2 separate regions of the Homo sapiens genome follow, and region 2 is linked to region 1. A link is a contact called in ENCODE Hi-C or POLR2A ChIA-PET data. All regions are on one chromosome and are shown on one strand. The core of a region is the stretch at or near the end of the contact, and the rest is flanking DNA. Distances in the headings are between cores, read along the strand shown.

Evidence for each region. A loop is a pair of places that touch in the nucleus more often than their neighbours do. ChIA-PET counts read pairs that join two places held with the same protein, here RNA polymerase II (POLR2A). Pooled maps may share reads with other maps.
Region 2: a map of GM12878 shows a loop between it and region 1 (2.8-fold over the local background). The contact joins two enhancer-like sites. A Hi-C loop is called at or near these places in 1 of 168 maps with a recorded cell type or tissue (GM12878) and 1 of 50 pooled maps. POLR2A ChIA-PET finds 5 or more read pairs at or near these places in 7 of 52 experiments (AG04450, BJ, GM12878 and 4 more).

Annotation. Positions count from the first base shown.
Region 1 is chr2:201,905,071-201,911,833 of GRCh38, forward strand. No RefSeq gene overlaps it. Among named protein-coding and RNA genes, the nearest start is that of CDK15, 100 kb to the left of the region's middle. Within about 2 kb of position 5,006, at least 3 of the 41 ENCODE cell types and tissues checked have a DNase peak (open chromatin) inside an H3K27ac peak, as active enhancers do.
Region 2 is chr2:201,954,293-201,960,956 of GRCh38, forward strand. No RefSeq gene overlaps it. Among named protein-coding and RNA genes, the nearest start is that of FZD7, 76 kb to the right of the region's middle. Within about 2 kb of position 1,437, at least 6 of the 41 ENCODE cell types and tissues checked have a DNase peak (open chromatin) inside an H3K27ac peak, as active enhancers do.

The DNA of each region.
Region 1 (6,763 bases), core at 3,756-6,255:
TCTTGCTAAAAAACAAATCAGATGATGTCACTATCCCCCCTAAAAAAATCTCTATCAGTCATAGGATAAATTCTGAACCAGCTCTTCAGCATGGCCCCAACTGAGTACTCCAGCTGGCTCCATCAGCCTCCAGGCTCACTCGCTTCCTCTACACTCAGCCACGTGGAATTTCTCAGTATTCCCTGAATGCAGTATTCTGTTCACATCCCTAGCTTTTTGCACTTTCTGTCCCCTCTGCTTAGAATGCCCTCTTCCATCCTCTCTGCCTGGTGAACTCTTATCCCTCAATGCTCAGCTGAAAGGTCCTCCAGCCCAGGGTGAGTTGCTCTCTTCTCTGGGATCCCAGAGCACTCTGTTGCTATGTACATCATAGTATTGGTCCCATTTCATTGCAATTATTAGTTGACACTTCTTTCTTCTTCTTCTTCTTCTTTTTTTTTTTTTTTTGAGATGGAGTTTCACTCTTGTTGCCCAGGCTGGAGTGCAATGGCATGATCTCAGCTCACTGCAACCTCTGCCTCCCGGGTTCAAGTGATTCCCCTGCCTCAGCCTCCCGAGTAGCTGAGATTACAGGCATGTGCCTCCATGCCAGGCTAATTTTGTATTTTTAGTAGAGACAGGGTTTCTCCATGTTGGTCAGGCTGGTCTTGAACTCCCAACCTCAGGTGATCCGCCCGCCCCGGCCTCCCAAAGTGCTGGGATTACAGGCATGAGCCACCACATCCAGCCTTCTTTATCCTTTTTAAAAACTGACAGCGTTAGGAGATTAGAAGAATGCTTAGCTTTTTAATTTTATCCCCAGTGTCTAGTGTAAGTTGGACATTGAGAAGATGTTCAATCAATGTTGGTTAAGCGAATGAATTGGAAACACCACCACTTGCTGCCTTCCACTGAGATCAAATCATGGTGCCATTTTGCTTTTCTTTCCAGAATCAGTAAAGATCATATATCTCATATCATACACATATGACTTAGTAATCACATACCACAAACACGTGATTAGGAGCCAACCAGATCAAGTCTGTCACTTGCTGACCTTGGTTTTCTAATCTTTAAAATAAGGTCAATAATGCCTATTTTGTAGAGTGAGTGTGAAGATTCATTGTATAACACCCAGCAGCATGCCTGACACAGACTAGGCACTAAATAAATTAAAATGTTTATTATAATAATAAGTAAATAAAACTCACTGAAAAGAAAGTTAAACTGAGCAGCACTTCTGTTTATACATCTGTTTCTCTCTTCAGTGTGAGCTGCTGAAAGGCAAAAGCTGTCTTATTTATCCGTGTGTTCCCTGGGGCGGGGAACACAGTAGGCATTCATTAATTAATTCGGTCGCTCATTCACCAAGCATTTATTAAGCTAATGAATGAAATGAATAATATTTGGGTTAGAATGATGGCTTGCTGTTTGGGGCACAGAGAGACTCACACATTTGTCTGTCTTACAAAACAGAGAATCACAAGTTTGGCCACTGGAAGGTGTCTCAGAAATCATTTTTAAAGGTTCTCATTTACAGGTGAGAAAAGGGAGATAACTAACCAGGAAAGCCATTTTAATTTCAATATTGAGGATAACATTTCTAGGTTGGGAGTGGATGCTGACCAAGTAGGAAAGCAAGTTCACATTTGTAAAAGTTCTTGGGTGGGTGATACTTAACTAGGACAGTGCTTGGTTTTTCATGGTGAGAAACTGGGCAGTTGAGAAGAATTTTAACAAAAATCATCAGAGGCACTTTTGAGTATTGTCAATTCCATATTATATACTTTATCTGGTGGAAAATAAAGCACCTTCTACCCAACGTGCATGTAAATTTATGTTGCTCTGTCCTTTTAAAGGGCAGGTAGAAGGCAAAATGTAGGTCATTTAACAGGTGTCGTTCCAGGCAACAACAAAGAACAGATAAAAAAGCATGTAGCAGATGTAGTCGTGTAAATAAGCCTCTTTTTAAAAATGAATCACCACATGTCCCCAAGATCAGAATCACTCCCGGGAACCTGGTGTGGAGTCTCCCAGATGCAGAAGAAAGAGGAATGAATGAATGAATGAATGAATGAATGATCCAGACCAGCCAGAGACTAAACTGCAAGCAACGTTAGGTTTCCCTGTGACCATTCAGACTTAATGTGACTCTATGAGAAAGCACTGTTGCAGGCCGGGGATTGGCAGGCAGCCCCGGCCCCCAGCCTCAGATAACAAGCTGCTCTCCAAGAACACGTGCTAGGAAAAGTGCTTGATCAGAGTGTCAGCTTGTGGACTGAGTAGGAACACTAAGTGGTTTTGTCTGTCACCTCCTTCACCCCAGCTGGAATTTGGCCATAATCTGATAGAAACACTTTGCCCACTTTCAGGAGAATTTTCCACTATCAGTAAGGCTGCTTTTTCATACTTCGGCTATCACCAAAGCCTTTCAGAACACTTGTACTACTATCGCCCAGGGGAGCTTATATGTCTCAAGGGTAGGGGGTGGGGGACCAAAACCATTCTGAGCATGGAACACTCAGTTGATTCAGGTTTCATCCATGTTGAATTTCAGTCCCTGTTTCCTGAGGACTAGACTGTACTAGATGCTGTCCTGGAATCATGTCTTCATTAGTCCCCTGGGCCACATGACCGGTGAGTGAGTAAGCTGGGCTTCAAACTCAAATCCAGCCCCTGAGGTTTCAATGTCCATACTTGAACGTCTACTCGTGATGTCTTCATGTCACTGTGAAGAGGACTGACAGGGCTTCAGAAGCTGCTGCGTGGGAAAGGGTTAAAAGTGTCAGAGTGCCTGGGTTCAGATCCTGACTCCACAGCTTTGTAGCTGAATGCCTTTCGGCAGGTTACTTAACCTCATTAAGCCTCAACTTCCTCATCTGTAAGAATGGGTCCAGCAATAGTACCTGCCTGTAAGGGGGTTATCATGAGGCTTGAAAGGGTTTGACTCATGACAACTGTATAATAAATGATAGTTACTAGTATTGTCATACACATCACAAATACAATCAACATTATGGATTTACTCCCATCTAGGCATGAATAGTCGTGTGTTTATGTGTACACAATGTGACAAAGAAGAAACACAATAGCCACAATTTATCGGGCACTTATTATATGTCAGGTAGTAGAATAGGGGTTCTGCACACATAACCTCATGCTTTTCATATATATGACCTGATTTATTCCTCATAGCCATCTGTGAAGTAGTTAATATTATTTTTATTATTATTATATATTTTTTTGAGACAGTCTTGCTCTGTTTCCCAGGCTGCAGTGCAGTGGTGCGATCTCGGCACACCACAACCTCCGCCTCTCGGGTTCAAGTGATTCTCATGCCTCAGCCTCCCTAGTAGCTGGGACTACAGGCGTGCGCCACCACACCCAGCTAATTTTTTGGTATTTTTAGTAGAGACAGGGTTTCACCACGTTGGCCAGGCTGTTCTTGAACTCCTGACCTCAGGTGATCCGCCCACCTCAGCATCCCAAAGTGTTGGGATTACAGGCGTGAGCCACCATGCCCAGCCAGTAGTTAATATTATAATCCTCCCTTTCAGATGAAGAAAATGAAGCTCGCCAGGCACAGTGGCTCACGCCTGTAATCCCAGCAGTTTGGGAGGCCGAGGCAGGCAGATCACTTGAGGTCAGGAGTTCAAGACCATCCTGGCCAATATGTTGAAACCCCATCTCTACTAAAAATACAAAAATTAGCTGGGCATGGTGGCACATGCTTGTAGTCCTAGCTACTCTGGAAGTTGAGGCAGGAGAATCACTTGAACCTGGTAGGTGGAGGTTGCAGTGAGCTGTGACAGTGCCACTGCACTCCAGCCTGGGTGACAGAGTGAGATTCCATCTCAAAAAAAAAAAATAAAAGAAAATAAAAGAAAAAAGAAAATGAAGCTTACACAAGTTAAGTGACTTGCTTGGAGTCACACAGTTGATATTATATATGGTGATGCTGAGCTTAGATTCCAGAACTGCTTTGAGAGCCTATGCTTCTAATCACTATTCTACAGTGTCTCTCTGAGGCAATAGGCTTAAAAAAATAGATTCCAAAAATTGCTGCTTTCAAACGTGTTGTCTTTTAAAGAAATCTCTTTGAAAAGTGCCAGCTTACCCCATCAATACTGCCATTGTTCAGGCTCTTTGGCCTTCAGAACCATACACAATCCTCACGAGAAAATGAGTCTCAATTTTATCATCCTCATCTTTTAATCTAAAATGGTATTACTTAACTTGATCATGCACCTTATTCCCCGGACTTTGATCTAAATGAATTTTAGCTGTTAAAAATCAAATCCACCTTTAAAGGATAAATATTTGTCCTCATCAAGATACTCCATTCACTTCAGTGTCGAAAAAGAAACGATCCAGAGTGTTTTTAACAGCATCTTTGGAATAAGTAATTCATCTTCCAGGGAGATTGCTTTGAAGGAGAGCCTCATGTGGGATGCATAAGCTCTGGTATGTTTATTTAAAACATACCTTAAATTTCCTTACACATATTCACAAGTAACTTGCCTGGAAGCCCCAGACACTCAGCTCTACTAAGGCAGGAGAAATTGATGAGGTCATCAAGTCCTTTTGAATTGTATGTTCCTAGACTCTTAAACTTTTATTCAGTGAATTGTAAACATGAGCAAAAGGTTTCACTGCGGGAAAGGACCCTGCCTAAACAGAGACGCTCACACACATGCACCTCAACCCACCTCTCCATTCTGCAATGTGGAGCCTTAAGCCATTGCTGGCTTAGGGCTAGAGAGACTATTTGGGGCTCTGAAGAGACAAATCAGAATAGGCAGCTTTTTTGATAGGAAGTCAGCAACTTCCATTCTTGCAACTACCCTGAGCTTAACTTAAATGCCTTCCAGTTGCTAAAAACCTGCAGCTGTATCTGAGCCCAGACAGCCTTTTAACAAAAGTTGTCCATTTTTATGTGGCCAGCCATTGGGTAATCAATACACACGAGATCATCCTTCCACAACCTTTTTCAGTCGCCAACACTTGATGAGTCAGGGTAGTTAACCCAGCCCAAAGACACTGTAGCTGGGCTTCATCACTACATTAGACCCTACTTAAACCCTTCCTTGCTGATTTACTTACAGCACAGCTCTTCTACTTTTTGCAGTAACATAACTTTGGTTAAAGTTCTTGTCACTTTCAGTTTTGCCTACGCTGCCTCCCACTTCCTCCCAAAGCACCCCCCGCCCCCATCATGCTGTGCTCTCCAGATGTTCACAGTCCTGAAATATCCCACATGACAAAATATATACATGTTGTAATTATCCAAGTAAGTCCATCTTTGCTTACTTTGGTCTGGTTCCCATTTGTCTTATCAGTTAAATAGCAAAACTTTGATTAGTGTGGTAGGCAGAACACTGCCCACCCCCCAACCAAAGATCCCCACATCCTAATCCCAGGAACCTATACCCATGCTATGTTACATGGCAAGGGGGAATTAAAGTTGCAAATGGAATTTAGGTAACTGATTAGCTGACCTGAGAATAGAGAACATATCCTGGATTATCTAGGTGGGCCCAATGTTATCACAGGGTCCTGAAAGTGTGTAAACCAAAAAGTATCTGAGACAAGCCTCAATCAATTTAGAAAGTTTATTTTGCCAGCCGGGCACGGTGGCTCACGCCTGTAATCCCAGTGCTTTGGGAGGCTGAGGCGGGCGGATCACGAGGTCAAGAGATCGAGACCATCTTGGCCAACATGGAGAAACCCCGTCTCTACTAAAAATACAAAAATTAGCTGGGCGTGGTGGCATGTGCCTGTAGTCCTAGATACTCAGGAGGCTGAGGCAGGAGAATCACTTGAACCTGGGAGGTGGAGGTCGCAGTGAGCCGAGATTGCGCCACTGCACTCCAGCCTGGCAACGGAGCGAGACTTTGTCTCAAAAAAAAAGAGAGAGTTTATTTTGCCAAGGTTAAGGATACACCTGCGACACAACTTCAGGAGGTCCTGACGACGTGTGCTCAAGGTGGTTGGAGTACAGCTTGCTTTTATACATTTTAGGGAGACATAATACATCAATCAATACATGTGAGATCTACATTAGCTCCATCTGGAAGGGCAGGACAACACAAAGGTGGGGAGGGCTTCCAGGTAACAGGTAGATTTAAACAGATTCTCACTGGCAATTGGTTGAAAGATCTGTTATCTGTAGAAAAGAATGTCTGAGTTACCATAGGGGTTGCAGAGACCTAGGTTTTATCATGCAGATAAAGCCTCCAAGTAGCAGGCTTTAGAGAGCAAAGTAAATTTCTTATCAGACTTAAGGTCTGTGTTGATGTTAATGCTGGAGGGGTCTAATGAGGTATGTCCAACCCCTGCTTCCCTTCATGGCCTGAACTGGTCCTTCAGGTTAGATTTTTAGGGTGCCCTGACTGAGAAGGGAGTCCATTCACATGGTTGTGGGCAGGGCCTTTGAATTTTATTTTTGGTTTACAAGTGTAAGAGTGAGGCGGAAGAGAAAGAGTGATGTGATGGAGAACCGGGCCTGCTGTTGCTGGCTTTGAACATGGGAGAAGAAGGCCATCAGCCAAGGAATGCAGACAGCCTCAAAAAGCTGGAAGGGACCAGGAAACAGACTGCCCCTACAGCCTTCAAAATGGAGCACAGCCCTGCCGAAATCTTTGTTTTTAGCCCAGTGAGTACCATTTTAGATTTATGAACTAGAGAATCGTAAGAAATTTGTGCTATTTTAAGCCACTGAATTTATGATAACATGTTATCGCAACAATAGGAATCCAACACAATCAGCTGAAGCCTAAATAAC
Region 2 (6,664 bases), core at 187-2,686, 46 kb after region 1:
GGGGCTTGAACCTCTTTATACACTAAAGTCAGCCAGCCAGTGAGTCAGCTAAATTTACTAGCCCTATTGGCCCTCAGACGGGCCCGTGGGCAAAGACTAAAAATAGCAGGTGTGAGGGCCCCAGCTTTGGGGTGGGATGGGTGAGCGCATTCATCCATCCATCCAGGAAACACTCACTGAGCACCTAGGAGGGCAGGAACTGTTTTGGACATGGGGCACCAACCAAATGACAAAATCCTTGTCTTTATAGAGGTTGCATGCCAATGAAGGAGACAGATAATCATAAACAAATTTGCAAAAATATGTAGAAGACTCACATAATTCTATAGTAGGGTCCAAAAATCTCAATAGTGTCAAGTGTGGGATCCTGTGAGATTGATAAAATATCAGGGTGAACATGCTGCAGATGGCAGGAATCAGCCACCAATCATATTTCCTCTTTGCTGAAGTTACTGTGGGTTGTGCTATTAAAGGGCACCACTGCATATTAAGTCATGTAAGAAGGAAATGCTAAGAAAATACATAAAACATGGCAGGAGGGCATGCAATGCTGGGGTGGGGAGAGCTGAAATTTTTTATTCTATTTATTTTATTGAGACAGACTCATTCTGTCACCCAGGCTGGAGTGCAGTGGCATGACCTTGGCTAACTGCAACCTCTGCCTCCTAGGTTCAAGCAATTCTTGTGCCTCAGCCTCCTGAGTAACTGGGATCACAGGCGTGAACTACCATGCCCAGCTAATTTTTTGTATTTTTAGTAGAGATGGGGTTTCACTATGTCGCCCAGGCTGGTCTCCAACTCCTGGGTTCAAGCGATCCACCCTCCTAGTCTTCCCAAAGTGCTGGGATTACAGGTGTGAGCCACCGCACCCAGCTGAGTTGAAATTTTATATAGCCCGATTTATTTAATAAGAAGAATGCCTCACTAACAATGCAACCTGAAATGGAGATTGCATCCCCCTACTGGCACGTACAGGACTGAGAAATCCAGAAACACGGAGGCATAGGAAGGTACAAAAAATAAAGGCAAGGATTGGGAATCGCTAAAGAGACCATAGCAAAGGGAGTCAAATGAAGGGACCAGAAGACCAGAAACAGATCCTCTAGCAATGGATGATGTAGTTACTGGCATCCCTTCAGAGAGAGAAGGAAGGGGACATTCCAGGCAGGTGGAAGAAGACAGGAGATGACTCAGAGGTGAGAAAAAGCAAATAATATTCCAAAGAAAAATTTTCTTGGCTGGATTGTTGACGAGCAAGAGTTAACATGGATCCAGGGTAAGAGGACTAGGAAATGCAAAGTGTGAAAATTCAAAATCAGGAAGAACGATTTTATCTTGAGCAAAAGGCCCTCGGACGCCATCACAGGCTTGGAGATGCGGGTGGTACCCACAGTTGCCTAAGGAAGACTGGCAGGGGGGCTCACATGCTGTGGAGAAGCGGTGGCCCAGAGCTGGCAGTGGAGACAGAGAGGCTGCCAAGGGCAGTAGCCAGGAACTGTGGGCTGTTCTGGCCCCTTTGTCTCTCCAAAGATGTGTGGGAGGCACAGAGGGCCAGAGGTTTCCCAACTCCTGAGCAGCTCCCTTGTTCCTGTTTATTCTTATTCCTTTAATGATATGATGAGCTCATGTTCTCAGAGGTGCCAGGAATGAATTAGCCATGCAGCTCACTTCAGCATTAGCAGAAACCATGGAGTGTCCTGCAGCAGGTAGGTCTGAGCTGCGTGTCTGGAGAGGGCAGGATGACAGTGCCACATGCATGTGGGTCCTGCCCTCCAGGAGCCAGCCGGCGACCCTGCCAGCAATGGTGGCCAAGCAGGAGGGAGGGGCAGCTGCTCAGACCACCAGGGAACAAAATGTTCCTCTCCTCTTTGGAGGAAAATAATCAAGTAGATTTCCTCTTTCTTTTTTACTATTCTTGCTTGCTATGGCAGAGCCATAGACTCTCCAAGGAGAGATTCCTTGAAACCACTGCCTCCTTTCCTAGGTCTCAGCTCCCCAGCCTATAATTGCATGTGTGTAAATCCCTCCCCAACCCCACACTCATCCTCATTTCTAACCAGCTCTTCCTAAAATTCCACTCTTTCTTAAGGAGTCTCTTCCACAGAACCCTGGGGAAACTCACTCCATGGTCCATTTAAGTCTTCATTTTCCTCTCACCTTAACCCAAACCAGTGCAGGCGAGTCAACATCCTGCCTCTTCCTGCCCCCTTACCGAAGCCTCGCCTTCTCCTAGTGTCTTCCGCACAACAGGGGAAGCAGCAGCATGTCTATGCCATTTGGTCATGCCAGTCAAGTCCCTGCCATCTGGGCACACCGCCTTCTCCAGGTCTCTGCTGGCTTCTGGATTGCATTTCCCGTCTTTCCCCTGTCATCATCCTTGGTGACCTCAACCTTCATGTCAATGACCTGTCCAGCTCCCTGACCACCCTCTTCTGTGCCCTTCTCCACACGGATGACCCCTGTCCCATAGGATAGCGACCACAGCTGGACCGCATTACACGGTTCTGCCTCCCCTCCAAGAACTCGAGCGTGGTGCAGACCCTTCAACCTCAGCCTCCTACCCTGCCGACATCCCGCTTCCTCACTCCTCCTGAACCAGTTCTTTGTCATTGCTGAATCGTCTCATTTCTTGACCCTTTGTAACACAAACAATCTAGTACCTCTCTGTGGTCTACATTTTCAATACACACATATACAGCTCTCCAGGTTCTACCATGCCTTCTTCCCTGGGTCTCCTTCCTCCCCAGCAATTAGTACTATGGAGCCAAAAGAAAGAAATACTTGCAAATTTACCTTCTCTTCTAAGATGCAATTACTTTTGCACCAACCTAATTTATGCATTAATATTATGCACTTACTATAGGCTAGATTCCTCTAAATACTTTGTGTGGGTTGTCTCCTTTAATCCTCACAATAACCCATGGGGTGGGTATAATCATTACTCCCATTTAACATATAAGGAAACCGAAAGCACAGAAAAAAAAAAGTACTTTGCCCATGGTCATGCAGTTGGAGGCAAGATTCAAACCCAGAATCCACTATCACTCACCCACCTTCCAAGTTAAATAGAACAGGTATTGGTCTACTACAGTTTTTATTTATTATTTATTTTTAGCTGCTCCTTGCAGAGCAGGGCTAATTCTTAGGCAGTGTGCCTGAAGTTAGCCTATTAGTGTGTGTGTGTGTATATATATATATATATATATATATATTTTTTTTTTTTTTTTTTTTGAGACGGAGTCTTGCTCTCATTGCCCAGGCTGGAGTGCAAGGCACGCTCTCGGCTCACTGCAACCTCTGCCTCCCGGGTTCAAGCAATTCTCCTGCCTTAGCCTCCCAAGTAGCTGGGATTACAGGCACCCGCCACCATGCCCAGCTAATTTTTTGTATTTTTAGTAGGTACAGGGTTTCACCATGTTGGCCAGACTGGTCTCGAACTCCTGACCTCAGGTGATCCGCCCACCTCAGCCTCCCAAAGTGCTGGGGTTACAGGCATGAGCCACCATGCCCTGTCACCTACTAAGATTTTTAAAGCAGTGTGCCTGTGATTCATTCTAACCTTCATATAGTAGTGCTTTATACAGTGGAGAAACTCAATAAAGATACGTTGAAAGTATTTAAATTACACCAATCTGATTTGTGTAGAAAATGTAAGACACTCAAGTTCATGAAGTGAGCTCCAAATGTGAAAACACTGAAAAAATGGATGCGTGGATCAAAGGCACAAGCATGCATATTAAAAACAAACAAACAAAAAACACTCTTCTACTTGAATCATTAAACTTAAAATTTTATAACACTGTAATCTATGCTCATTCAGATGCAAATTTCCAATTGTTGATGTATTTACATCCATTTCTCAAAGAATCAACACTTGGAATAAACAGTCATGCAAATAGTATCAGAAATTTCTTTTCTTTTTTTTTTTTTTTGAGACGGAGTCTCGCTCTGTCGCCCAGGCTGGAGTGCAGTGGCACGATCTAGGCTCACTGCGAGCTCCGCCTCCCGGGTTCACGCCATTGTGCCATTCTCCAGCCTCAGCCTCCCGAGTAGCTGGGATTACAGGTGCCTGCCACCACACCCAGCTAATTTTTTTGTATTTTTAGTAGAGACGGGGTTTCACCATGGTCTCGATCTCCTGACCTCATGATCCTCCCACCTCGGCCTCCCAAAGTGCTGAGATTACAGGCGTGAGCCACCGTGCCCAGCCCAGAAATTTCTTAAAGACTCAACTCAGATTTGTTTTTAAATTTATACTCTATGTGAAAATTTTTTAATTTAACTGACAAATAATTATGTACATTTATGGTATTCAACATGATGTTTTGGTCTATACATTGTAGAAACCTATACATTGTACACATTGTAGAAAGATTCCATAAAGCTAATTAATAACGTCTATTACCTTACCAATTTATCACTTTTTGGGGGGGTGAGAATGTTAAAAATATATTCTTTTAGCAATTTTGAAATATACAACATGTTAACTGTGTTCATCATGCAATGTAACAGATCACTAAAAGCAATTCAGATTTTTTTTTTTATACTTTAAGTTCTAGGGTACATGTGCACAACGTGCAGGTTTGTTAATGTGATCCCAGAGAATGTGATGTTTTCTGTATTTAAGAATAGATCCCAGAAACAAAATAACCATTGATAAAGAAACCTACTGTTACCATAGCATGCAAATACAGGCTTTAGCACTGAGGCAAAGGCTATCTGAGAATTGTGTTGGCAGCTTAAATGTCCATGGTTTACCAGGCAGTCATCTTTCTCATTTGCTACATGGAATACGTATGTCATGGCATAATGATATGTAGAAGCTGTATCATCACACTGAAAAAGCCCCTCAACCACTGCCTGCAAAATCAGCTTTGAATTGGCAAAGTAGACATCCCTAAACCTCAGCCTTCTCTCTCAAGCTAATTCCTCCAACATCAAGCAATAACTATTAAAGAGCAGCTGCTCCAGGTGACAGGTGACCAGCATGGCTGATTCCTAGCACATCTCTCTGAATTGGTCAAAGGCAAAAACGAAAAGCAAAACTAAACTAAAAACCACACACACACACACACACACACACACACACACGCATGCGCACACACACACACACACTCACACAGAGAAACCTTTCAAGATACTCTAAGGATAAACTCGAGAAATATGGGGAGTGTGATAAGAAGTAGCTTAGGTTCAGTTAATACACAGAGTAAGCACAAGACACATTACAGTGTCTGCATCAACAAAACGAAGGGAAAAATCCGCCTAAGCAGCAGATCATGGATCAAAACTCAAATTCCAGAGATTGTGGCAGTTGATTGGCAAAACCTGTCAATTCCAGACTGGCTTAAATTGTCGTTTAAGAACAGATGTCTTTTAGGAGTCAAGTATCTGAAGGCAATTAACTAATACTAACTCATTGGGCCACTCTAACTATGCCTGCTTGGCAATCAGTAAAAGCTTCCCAAAAGGATGGTGGCAGAGTACAATGGAAAATATGCTGGAAGCCAGAGAGGATGTGGGGAGACTGGCTTTCCCACCCATTGCCAGGGAATGTGGATGCCACAACATTTTTGGCAAGAGTCAGGCAGTACATATTAAAACTCACTTGCCCTTGGTACCAGCAGTCCCACCCTGGGAAATCTATCCTAAAGAAATAAATGCATCCAAGGGCAATAATATGTTGCAAGGCTATTACGTTGCAGTGTTGTGTGCACAAGCAAAAAACTAGAAACAAACTGAATGTCTCTCAGTATAGAAATAACTGAACATGCGACGGACATCTGTTGACTATTCATTCAACATCATCTGTCCCCTTCTTCTTTGCAACGGAAGCTTGATTCTGTTTAGGTGACCATTCCCAGGAAAGGAGACCTGTAGTCCCCACTCCAGAGGAAAATCTGTATTAGTCTAAAATGAAGTAGATTTGAAATCTACTAGTTCCACCCTGGTCCCACCATGTCCTAGCTGTACAACCTGGCTGTCACTCCACCTGCCTGGGGCCCCAGTTTTCTCTTCTGCAAAATGCCCATTCTTACACTTGCCCTGCCTAGATGGTAAGGTTTTTATTATGTAAAAGCATTTTGACAACTTGTAAGCATTCTACCAATTTAAAGAAGGATGGGTTTTGGATCAGCCTCTATGTGTGGATGTTGTGTCTGCACTCACCTCCAGGACGCCATTCACACCCGCCTCCTCAGCGCCACACTGTTCCTACACATGAGCTAAGCGGCAGCCAGCCAGGGCCCCAAGCTAGGCTGGCTTTCCAATGCTTTGTTTCCACCCAGGGCTCCAGCCAACACTTCGATTAACTTCTAACTGAAAAACGATGCCAGCTGTAGGACCCAGCTGCTCTTGCCTTCGATGGGATTTCTCTCAGGTTTTCTTTCTTGTGACTCATGACTAAGATGTCCCATCCGTATCCACCATCTTTCCAAAGACAATGTGTAAGATTTGCTTCCCGGGTCCAGTCCTCTCCCTACTCACAATCACACGTGCTGATTTAATCTCAGGAGACGTAAACATTTGCTGGACTTTCTCCATTTATCCCCATCCGTCCGCGGCTATCTTCCCCCACACACGCATTTCTATGTTCTCCTTTTCTCGACACCCACTGCTTTACCCATGCTGCCCTGCGTTCCCTTTATTTCTCAAACACTCAGTT